Regions from separate parts of the Homo sapiens genome. Here regions 1 and 2 are each linked to region 3. The links are chromatin contacts, found by Hi-C or POLR2A ChIA-PET in ENCODE. All regions are on one chromosome and are shown on one strand. The core of a region is the stretch at or near the end of the contact, and the rest is flanking DNA. Distances in the headings are between cores, read along the strand shown. Region 1 holds the start of TBC1D22B (TBC1 domain family member 22B). Region 2 holds the start of RPL10A (ribosomal protein L10a). Region 3 holds the start of PXT1 (peroxisomal testis enriched protein 1).

Region 1 (2,706 bases), core at 89-2,588, 810 kb after region 3:
AAGAAGCGCCAGAGAAAGGCAAGTAAAATAATTAAAAGAATAGAGGGGCTTTTTTTCTCTGGGTTAAATGCCCATAAAGAAGATAAGATGCTTTTATAGCATGAAAGACTCAGAGGAAGTAAAAATAGCCCTTGTCATCCAATCCTATAATTCTTAAATTAGGGGACAAAAGAAGCTTGAAAATGGGAGTAATGAAGAAACCGTCGTTGGAGGACATATAAAAGAAGGTCCTTCTTTGGCTGGGGCCAGGGGTCAGGTCTTTAAGTATTCTCCAATATGTGGAAGTACATGTGGTAGCTGTAAATGGAGGGTGGGGGTGGGGGTGGGGGACACGCAGCCCACCTCAACAGTCCTTCGAAGGGACAAAAACCACTCTGGACTGGTGCCCGCCTTCCCTCTTTCCCCAAATCACCACGGAATACAACCACAGAAACTCAAAACCAGCAAAAAACGCTGACAAGACATTCAAAGGATTCAAAATGCTAATACTAAATCTCATTGTCTGGGAAAATTAGATTGAAAATAAATTCAAGGGTGCAAGATTTATAATAGATTAACAAGGGAAATTAAGGATGTTGGTGGGGCCGGGAGGAGATACATCCTTAACTTTGTGATTCACACGATGGAGCAATACTGTGTCCTTCAAAGAAATGGTATTTGGTAATCTGAGTTGGACAGCTATCATAAACCATTTCCTATATACACTGTTAGCATAGTCAGAAAGTGAGAGTTATGGATTGACATAGGGATTAGATCATTTGAATTTTTAACCCACAGCACAAGTCCTTCAATCGTTTTCAATAAACAGAGGGAGAGGGAGACTCTGATGAACCGTTGCTCACGTGTTGAACAGTTAGCAATCCCGGGCTATCGGGTCCCTGCTGACCTTCCTTCAGAAAAACGAATGGACATGTAAACGGAATGAGGAAAGGAGGGTAATAACCAGAGTGTCATTGAATTGAGAGATGTTAAAAATGGGCCACAACCAACACATGGGCCCTTACTTTTAGGTGAAAGATTCCTATATATAAATACATAGTATGTTCTCTCTTGCCAAGAAATATTAGACTAAGGAACTTCATTCCTCACGAAGAAGATAATCCCCTCTTCCTTCCCATAGGTCCCTTACCTTACCTGCTTCTTCCCTCTCGCGGGTAGGAACTTTGAGCCCCGCCTCTCGGCTCGTCCAAGCTCCGCCTTCCCCGTCCACCTGTGTGCCCAGCCCCTGACGTTACCGGTCGGCTTCAGCGGCCTGCAGGATTCCGGCTCCCAATTGGTCGGCCCGTCCACGGCTTGCGCAGCTCACCAATGGCAGCGGTGCTGGGTGGAGGGGTGCCCACATCCAAGATGGCGTCCCCAGGAGCTGGGAGCGGGTGACCGGCGGCGGGGAAGCGGCCTGGGTTGGCCCTCAGATTGCGGGGTCTGGGGGCATCTCGCCGGGCAAACCCTTGGCCCGCCTACAAGGACTTCCCCCGGCCAGAGCAATGGCCGCTGAGAACAGCAAGCAGTTTTGGAAGAGGAGCGCTAAGCTGCCGGGGAGGTGAGCCCAGGACGCTGAGAGGGATAGGGGATTGGACCAAACCCTTCCAGATCCTAATCCCTGAATCCCGCGGGCCTGGGGCGCCACAGAGGCCAGAAGACTGGTTTGGGGAAGCTGGGACTGCCTGGTGGCGGCAGGGCAGCTGTCAGGCAGCGAAGCGAACAGCGAGCTTTGGGGACGGCTGGATGTGGGTGTAGACCGGGGTCTGGGGGCGGAGGTTTCAGGAGGGGTGACCTCAGCGGGAAGGTGGCCGAAGATTGGGCGTAAAGGGGAGTGGAGTTGGGTGAATAGTCAGTGTCGGCCCTGGTCTCGGAAGTTCCTCCCCAGAGCTGCTTCCCACTCTAATTAGGACTCCCTCTCAGGGGTCTCCACCACGCACAGGTGGTTGGTCGCTCGAGGATGGCCCCTTCCCTTGATCCCTGAGGTCGGCACTTACCCGAAGGATTCCGGTGGGAGTTTGGGGCCGCCTGCCGAGAGGGTTAGGCAGGAAAAGTGAGGACGATTCTCAACCCTGACCTTACTTTATCTTGAGTTGGCCCTTTCCCACTAGGAATTATTACAAGACGACCACAGAATCAGGGTTATTCCTTTGGCATTTTCTAAGGATTTGTCCAACCCCAAGTGACTTCTTCCTCCCCTGCATTGTAATGCACTTCTTGTGCAAATGCACTAAATTCGTTCATTCTTCAGTTGTTTAACTGGAGAGCAGACCCCCTAAGACTACCCCCACCCTCTTTTCGGTGTATGTTGAGACTTTTGGCAAATTATCCATCCATCAATCTACTGTTGGTTTACTGTTTCAGTTTATTTTGGGCAAAGTCCTGAGAAGTATAAGGAAGAGTGTGTATTTCAGTCGTAAATTTAAGATTTCTGCCAGCTACAGTCTACTTGGTGATGAAATTCATGTTTGGTTGTGTCCCCTGTGCTACCTTTTCTAATGGATTCAGGTTTTTTCCTTCTGGGATAATCTTTTGAACTCGTGACTTTTTTTTTTTAAGCGAGAGAGAGATGAGGGTCAGTAGTGGCTAGGTAAGAGCCTTAATTTTTTTTTTTTTTTTAAATGAAATAGAGACAAGGTCTGACTGTGTTGCCAGGGCTGGTCTCTGACTCCTGGCCTCAAGTGATCCTCTTGCCTTGGCCTCCCAAAGTGTTGGGATTACAGGCGT
Region 2 (2,883 bases), core at 364-2,863, 970 kb before region 3:
AGTGATCTTCCTGCCTTGGCACCCAAAGTGTTGAGATTTACAGGTGTGAGCCACCACACCAGGCCAGAGCTATATTTCCAAAGGCTGCTGGCCCCAGGCACACTCCTCATCAATTCTCAGGCTGCAGGGACAAACTTTCCGATAGGGCTCAGTAGGATCAAGCCGACCCAGAGTGGGCATGGGATGCTCCAGGAGGTCTGGGGTACCAGTGGGCTCAGATGAAGCTCTTGTGCTCATGTATATTATGACCTTCTGTGTTTTTGTTTCTGACTTGAATAATTTATCAATGGTGTTGAATAAAAGCAAGTTCAATAATGTCTTTTTCTTTTTTTTTTTTCGAGTCTGAGTCTCGCACTGTCGCCCAGGCTGGAATGCAATGGCATGATCTCGGCTCACTGCAACCTCTGCCTCCCCAGTTCAAGCGATTCTCCTGCCTCAGCCTCTTGAGTAGCTGGGATTACAGGCGCATGCCACCATGACCCGCTCATTTTTGTATTTTTAGTAGAGACGAGGCTGGTCTCAAACTCCTGACCTCAGGTGATCCGCCTGCCTCCCAAAGTGCTGGGATTACAGGCGTGAGCCACCACGCCTGGCCAATGTCTTATTAGAAGCAGTACCTTCCTTCCCATGAATTCTGGGTATTGAGCCCATCCGCACCCCCTCCACTTCCCTGCTCAATGACAAGGAACATCTTTTTCCTGGTGAGGGGAAGGGTGTAGGGTATCTTATTCACCCTCTGAGGGCCAAATAATGTGTAATACCACCCACCCCATCCTATAGGAGCTGCCCCCACCAGGCAGGGGGGTAGGTGAGAATGGGCATCTTAAAGGTGGGAGTGACTCAGTCTGGAGTTCGGGAAGGGTTTTGGGCAGATGAATCCGAGGAGAGATCTGAAGGGCTCTGGGGGTTACTGTGGCTAAGAGGATGAGACCCATTGGACAGAGGAAAGAGCAGAGAAGACACCTTATGGGTGTGCAGTGCTGTGTGCCTGTTTTACATCCTTGTATTCCTGTAGCACCTGGCTAGACGCCTTATTCATAGCAGTCACACTTAAAACGTAGATGTTATCAAATTAACTATCAAGTGAAAGTTCACTTAAGGACTTTCCCAGCTCTTCCCCTCTGCAGGCGTTGAAAGGACAGGAACAGAACTTTCCGGACACTTCCCTTACCACGAGTCCACGTTAGAGCAAGGTGCTGAGGGAGGGAGGTCGGGCCAGGCTTCCTTTTGAGAACATAAGCTGGTGCGGAGGGCGCGAGGGGAGAGGGGTTTGAGGGACAAGCGTGCCGGAATCCACGCTGTCAGTGAACATCACTGGGCTGTACCAGTACGTGTGACTACCGAAGCTCGAGCCCCGAACCCAGCCGCTTCCCTAGGGGTCCAGCAGCAGCGGGCGCGAATCGGCACATTACCGGGGGACCGCGGGGCGCTCAGGACTGCGACAACTCTGTGGGTTACCGCGCCGGCCTAGCGGCCCAGCGACGCCCCCCAGCGGCCAGAGAAGGCCGCGCTTCTCGGGGTTGGCCCACCCAACCGCTCTGCGGGTAGGACCGAGGAGCAAAGCATTATCGCGAGATCAGGGCCACTATTTGAGCGCATGCGCAAGACATGCTAGTCTCTTTTCCGGTTAGCGCGGCGTGAGAAGCCATGAGGTGAGTTGGTCCTGAAAGCCCTATCCGCGTTCATCCGCGCCTTCAGGTGCCCCGCCGAGGGTTCGGATCCTGTAGGCCGCGCCGCGGACCCTTGCGCCACCTGCGCCGCGGGGCATTTCTCAAGGCGGGTCGGCCTGCGGGTCGCCCTTCCTACCAGGTCCGATCACTGAGAGCCTCCCTCTTCCACCGGGGCTTGGGTCTGGGTCTGAGCTCCCGTCGCTCTACTTGGTGTCCGGAATCTACGGGGGAGTCCGCCGTGGGCCGCCCGCCCGTCTCGAAGCCTAGACCTCGGAGGCTTCCAGGCAGTCCGAGCGTGTGGACTCCGCGGCCCTGAGCGCCCTGTCGCTTCTCTCCCGCAGCAGCAAAGTCTCTCGCGACACCCTGTACGAGGCGGTGCGGGAAGTCCTGCACGGGAACCAGCGCAAGCGCCGCAAGTGAGTGCCGACCCTGGGGCACGGCGCGGGTGGCGAGGGCCGGCGGGTGCTTAACCCCCCTCCTCTCTCGAAGGTTCCTGGAGACGGTGGAGTTGCAGATCAGCTTGAAGAACTATGATCCCCAGAAGGACAAGCGCTTCTCGGGCACCGTCAGGTTGGCACCGTTCTGATCCCACCCAGCCCTCAGTGCCCCCGTGCTTGCCCCTCCCCTGCAGGCTCCCGCTGAGCCGGAGGCGGGCACGTCGGTACTGATGTGCTAGGGTAGTTCAGACCCCCTGCTCCGGGCAGGCGCGGCTGGACGGACCCCCACCCTGGGTCTTAAAACATGAGGGGAGGCGTGGGTAGGCCTCGGCCGAGCCCGCCGGCCAGCCTGAGAAGCCAGGCTGGCTGCTGGTGAATGTGAACGCTCCGGGTAAGGCTCGGTGGCTGCTGCGGTCCCAGACCCTTCACCGGCCCTTGGGACCCAGGGCTAGGCGTAACCTGTTGGTGCTGTCCCCCAAAACGCAGGCTTAAGTCCACTCCCCGCCCTAAGTTCTCTGTGTGTGTCCTGGGGGACCAGCAGCACTGTGACGAGGCTAAGGCCGTGGATATCCCCCACATGGACATCGAGGCGCTGAAAAAACTCAACAAGAATAAAAAACTGGTCAAGAAGCTGGGTGAGTCCGGCCGCTGTGGTTTTGCATGTGAGATGTGTGGTGGGGGCGGTAGAAAGGCTTTTCTGCCATTTTCGATTTTTAAATGATGAGGGGCCTAGAATAGCAAAGGATCGGCGGTGGTTGCCTAGCTTGCCTGAGTGC
Region 3 (2,826 bases), core at 133-2,632:
ACGTCAGCAGAAGTGAAAAGGCCACTCACTTCTGGCAGAGGCAAAGGAGAGCCCTTACAGGATTCTCCAATCTAGCTCTTCTGCCAGCCCGGAAGTGCTGGGAGGGCAGAGCCACTGACGCAAGCAGCAGGGAAGCTGAGTCACCATGGGGACGTGAGACTGACTTACAGATGACGAGTGCAGCCTCACAGCCTAGTCCATGTTGAGATAAACACAATACAGTCCTGCATACTTTATAGTCATAAACGAGGGAGAATAGAAATGGAAAATGACCCTCTAGGCCTCTAAGACCAAATTATAATGAAAAAATTTATGTCTTCAGTTTTGAAAATTAAATTTTTTGACCCTGATAAAACAAATTTGCTATACAAGTATCCGTTAACCGTGTGAAACCTACTGAGTCAAACTATTTTCTTACATTCCTTCCACTTCAACACCAATTCTAATCCAATTCCAAATTAGTTTTCAGAGAGTCTCTTGTAAGGAAAAGGAGAATCGACTTCGAATTTTAAAATTTGTGCTATTATTAGTTTATAGAGCTTTCAACAATTTACAAATAGTTTGCATAATCAGTATATTTAATTAGTATATATAGACATATATATATATATTTGAGAGGGAACTTCACTGCAACCTCCCAGTTGCCTCCTGGGTTCAAGTGATTCTCCTGCCTCAGCCTCCCAAACAGCTAGGGTTATAGGCGCCCACCACCACGCCCGGCTAATTTTTGTATTTTTAGCAGAGACAGGGTTTCATCATGTTGGCCAGGCTGGTCTGGAATGCCCAACCTCAGGTGATCTGCCCGCCTCGGCCTCCCAAAGTGCAAGGATTACAGGCGTGAGCCACCAAGCCCGGCCTAGTGTAATTTTTAAAAGTACAAAAGCCACTAGAAACCGTGACAATAAGAACTTCCTTTTGGGTTTTCCAGCATTTGGTTCATAGGACATGGACCATATATAGATGTTTTTTGAATGCTGAAATCTTTTACTCATAACACAGTTTTCCCAGTAACTTGCTTCCGGTTGATTTAAAATTTGTAATACACCTTTGTAATAGCAGGTACCTTCATGAAACTCAGTATTTGAGAAAAATGTGGAGTTTTTCCCCCTTTCTTTTGGCCAGAATGTATATCCAGGGTAGTGACTTTCGAGCAAATGCGTTTAAGCAACTCCAGTATTCTTACTACGCTACCTCCAACCTCGCTCCACGCATGGGGAGATCAGGGTTCCACATTTTCGGGTAAGCATTAGCCGTCCTGGCGCTGCACGAGCGTATTCTACAATTCCGAAAACTACTAACTTTTCCGTCTGCAACCTTTAATAATTGAGAGGGTATGCGCAACTCAGAAAAGTGCGCCCGCTGAGGTTGGGTGCAGAGTGGACTGGAGGAAAGGCGACACCCATTTACGGTGCGGCCCCGGACGGGGTCCCCAGACACGGCCTTCCCGGCGTGCCACGCGCGGAGGGGACTCTTAACGTGAAGCGCTGGGTGACTCAGCCGCGTGGCCGCGCGGTCCGGGGCGGGGGGCGCGCGCCGCTGCGGCACAGCCGGTCCCGGCTGCGGCTTCTGGCTGCGCGGCCTGCGCGCGCCTCCCGGGCGGATTCCAGCCCCGAGCGGGACAGCGCGGCGGGGAGCGACGAGTAAGTGGCGGCGCGGTACGGTTTCGGGCGCGAAGACCGGGCAGGGAGAGTGTGGCGGCGGGCGTGGCCCGAGTCTTCCCTTTGTGGCCGAGGGGGCGTCTCCTCCGGACGCGGCGGCGGTTCGGACCCCCGAGTCGAAAGGCCGCGGGGCTGAGCTGGGCGCGAGGAACCTGTGGGCAGCGGCTTGATGGGCTCCTGTTTCCGCGCGGAGGGCAGAGTCTGGTGATCCTGGGGAGGGAGGCGACGCTGCGCCCAGGTGGTGGGCACAGCTGAAGTGTAACTTGACTGCTTGACTGCTTTTTGCAGGCCTCGGGTGGTTCATCCCGCCGGAGAGGAATGGCGAGAACCTGGAGTGTTGACTGGCAAAACATTTGCAGACGCGGTTTTTCTGGCAATTAATTGGCTCCATTAAAAATTAGGTAGTTGGTGGGGACTTCCTCCTGAACTCTGGAGCCGAGCGCATTTTGCTCGGTCTTTTCAGCCCTGTTTCCGCGTCTTCCTTCCCTGCCACCCGCAAATTGCCAGCTTTCATCCGTGGCTCTGAGTGCAAAAGAGCTGGGGAAAGCCTTAACCAGCAATTTTCTTTTAAATAAAACTTTGCTTTTTATAGCAGTGTCTTCAGGTTTAGAAGCCCAGTTCTGCACTATGAGAAAACTCTTCTATTTTGGAGTTTGTGATTCTTTCTGAAAATTCCTCAGTTGAAGAGATTTATTTTTAAATAAGAATCTAGTGAACAAACTAACATGATAAACAAGGCTGTGAAGGAACTGTTTAACCAGCTTATGAAAATATGTCCCAGAGTCCTTAGTTTTGTTCCTGTTCGCTGTGCGAGAAGTTGAGGTAGTTTTTTAATGGTCTTCAAAACAAAGTGTTGTAGTAGTGTCTGTCGGATGTGATGAATCCAGAGTCAGAGGACTTCCGCTCAAGGCCCCCACCTGAAACCCCAATTCCTAGGCCATAGTTCTGAAACAGAAGATTGTTCCTTAGTAATAAGGTTGCAGTACCCTAGCACCTCTTCCATAAATTTGATTCTAGAGATTTGTGATGGGTCCCTGAGTCTGGGATTTAAGCAAGCACCTGCACTCTTGGTCTGTTACTGATGATCCAGGGACCGACCACACGTTGACAGACACCACCTTTAGGCTGGGCTGGGAATTTTAAAAACTGCCCAACAGCCTTAACCCTT

Evidence for each region. A loop is a pair of places that touch in the nucleus more often than their neighbours do. ChIA-PET counts read pairs that join two places held with the same protein, here RNA polymerase II (POLR2A). Pooled maps may share reads with other maps.
Region 1: a pooled map shows a loop between it and region 3 (7-fold over the local background). The contact joins the promoter of TBC1D22B here to the promoter of PXT1 in region 3. A Hi-C loop is called at or near these places in 1 of 168 maps with a recorded cell type or tissue (endothelial cell of umbilical vein), 1 of 37 single-sample maps with no recorded cell type and 11 of 50 pooled maps. POLR2A ChIA-PET finds 5 or more read pairs at or near these places in 2 of 52 experiments (PC-3 and activated CD8-positive, alpha-beta memory T cell).
Region 2: a loop to region 3 is called in a pooled map, with 5 times the contacts of the local background. The contact joins the promoter of RPL10A here to the promoter of PXT1 in region 3. A Hi-C loop is called at or near these places in 5 of 50 pooled maps. POLR2A ChIA-PET finds 5 or more read pairs at or near these places in 2 of 52 experiments (B cell and activated CD4-positive, alpha-beta T cell).

What each region holds. Positions count from the first base shown.
Region 1 is chr6:37,256,434-37,259,139 of GRCh38, forward strand. It overlaps TBC1D22B (TBC1 domain family member 22B), which reads left to right and starts at 1,339. Exons shown (of 13, transcript NM_017772.4): 1 at 1,339-1,540. The coding sequence starts at 1,485. TMEM217B (transmembrane protein 217B) reads right to left here and starts at 1,711. Exons shown (of 2, transcript NM_001395378.1): 1 at 1,135-1,711. It overlaps TMEM217 (transmembrane protein 217), which reads right to left and starts at 1,711. Exons shown (of 3, transcript NM_001286401.2): 1 at 1,135-1,711. RefSeq lists a silencer at 1,170-1,299 and enhancers at 1,400-1,459, 1,560-1,619, 1,706-2,341.
Region 2 is chr6:35,466,788-35,469,670 of GRCh38, forward strand. RPL10A (ribosomal protein L10a) reads left to right here and starts at 1,614. Exons shown (of 6, transcript NM_007104.5): 1 at 1,614-1,652; 2 at 2,012-2,086; 3 at 2,160-2,240; 4 at 2,594-2,742. The coding sequence starts at 1,648. It overlaps FANCE (FA complementation group E), which reads left to right. Exons shown (of 10, transcript NM_021922.3): 10 at 1-315. RefSeq lists enhancers at 1,054-1,103, 1,380-1,936, 2,114-2,183, 2,244-2,343.
Region 3 is chr6:36,441,472-36,444,297 of GRCh38, forward strand. PXT1 (peroxisomal testis enriched protein 1) reads right to left here and starts at 1,383. Exons shown (of 5, transcript NM_152990.4): 1 at 1,064-1,383. It overlaps KCTD20 (potassium channel tetramerization domain containing 20), which reads left to right and starts at 1,529. Exons shown (of 8, transcript NM_173562.5): 1 at 1,529-1,640. RefSeq lists enhancers at 1-397, 1,882-1,981, 2,587-2,646 and silencers at 204-273, 1,432-1,721.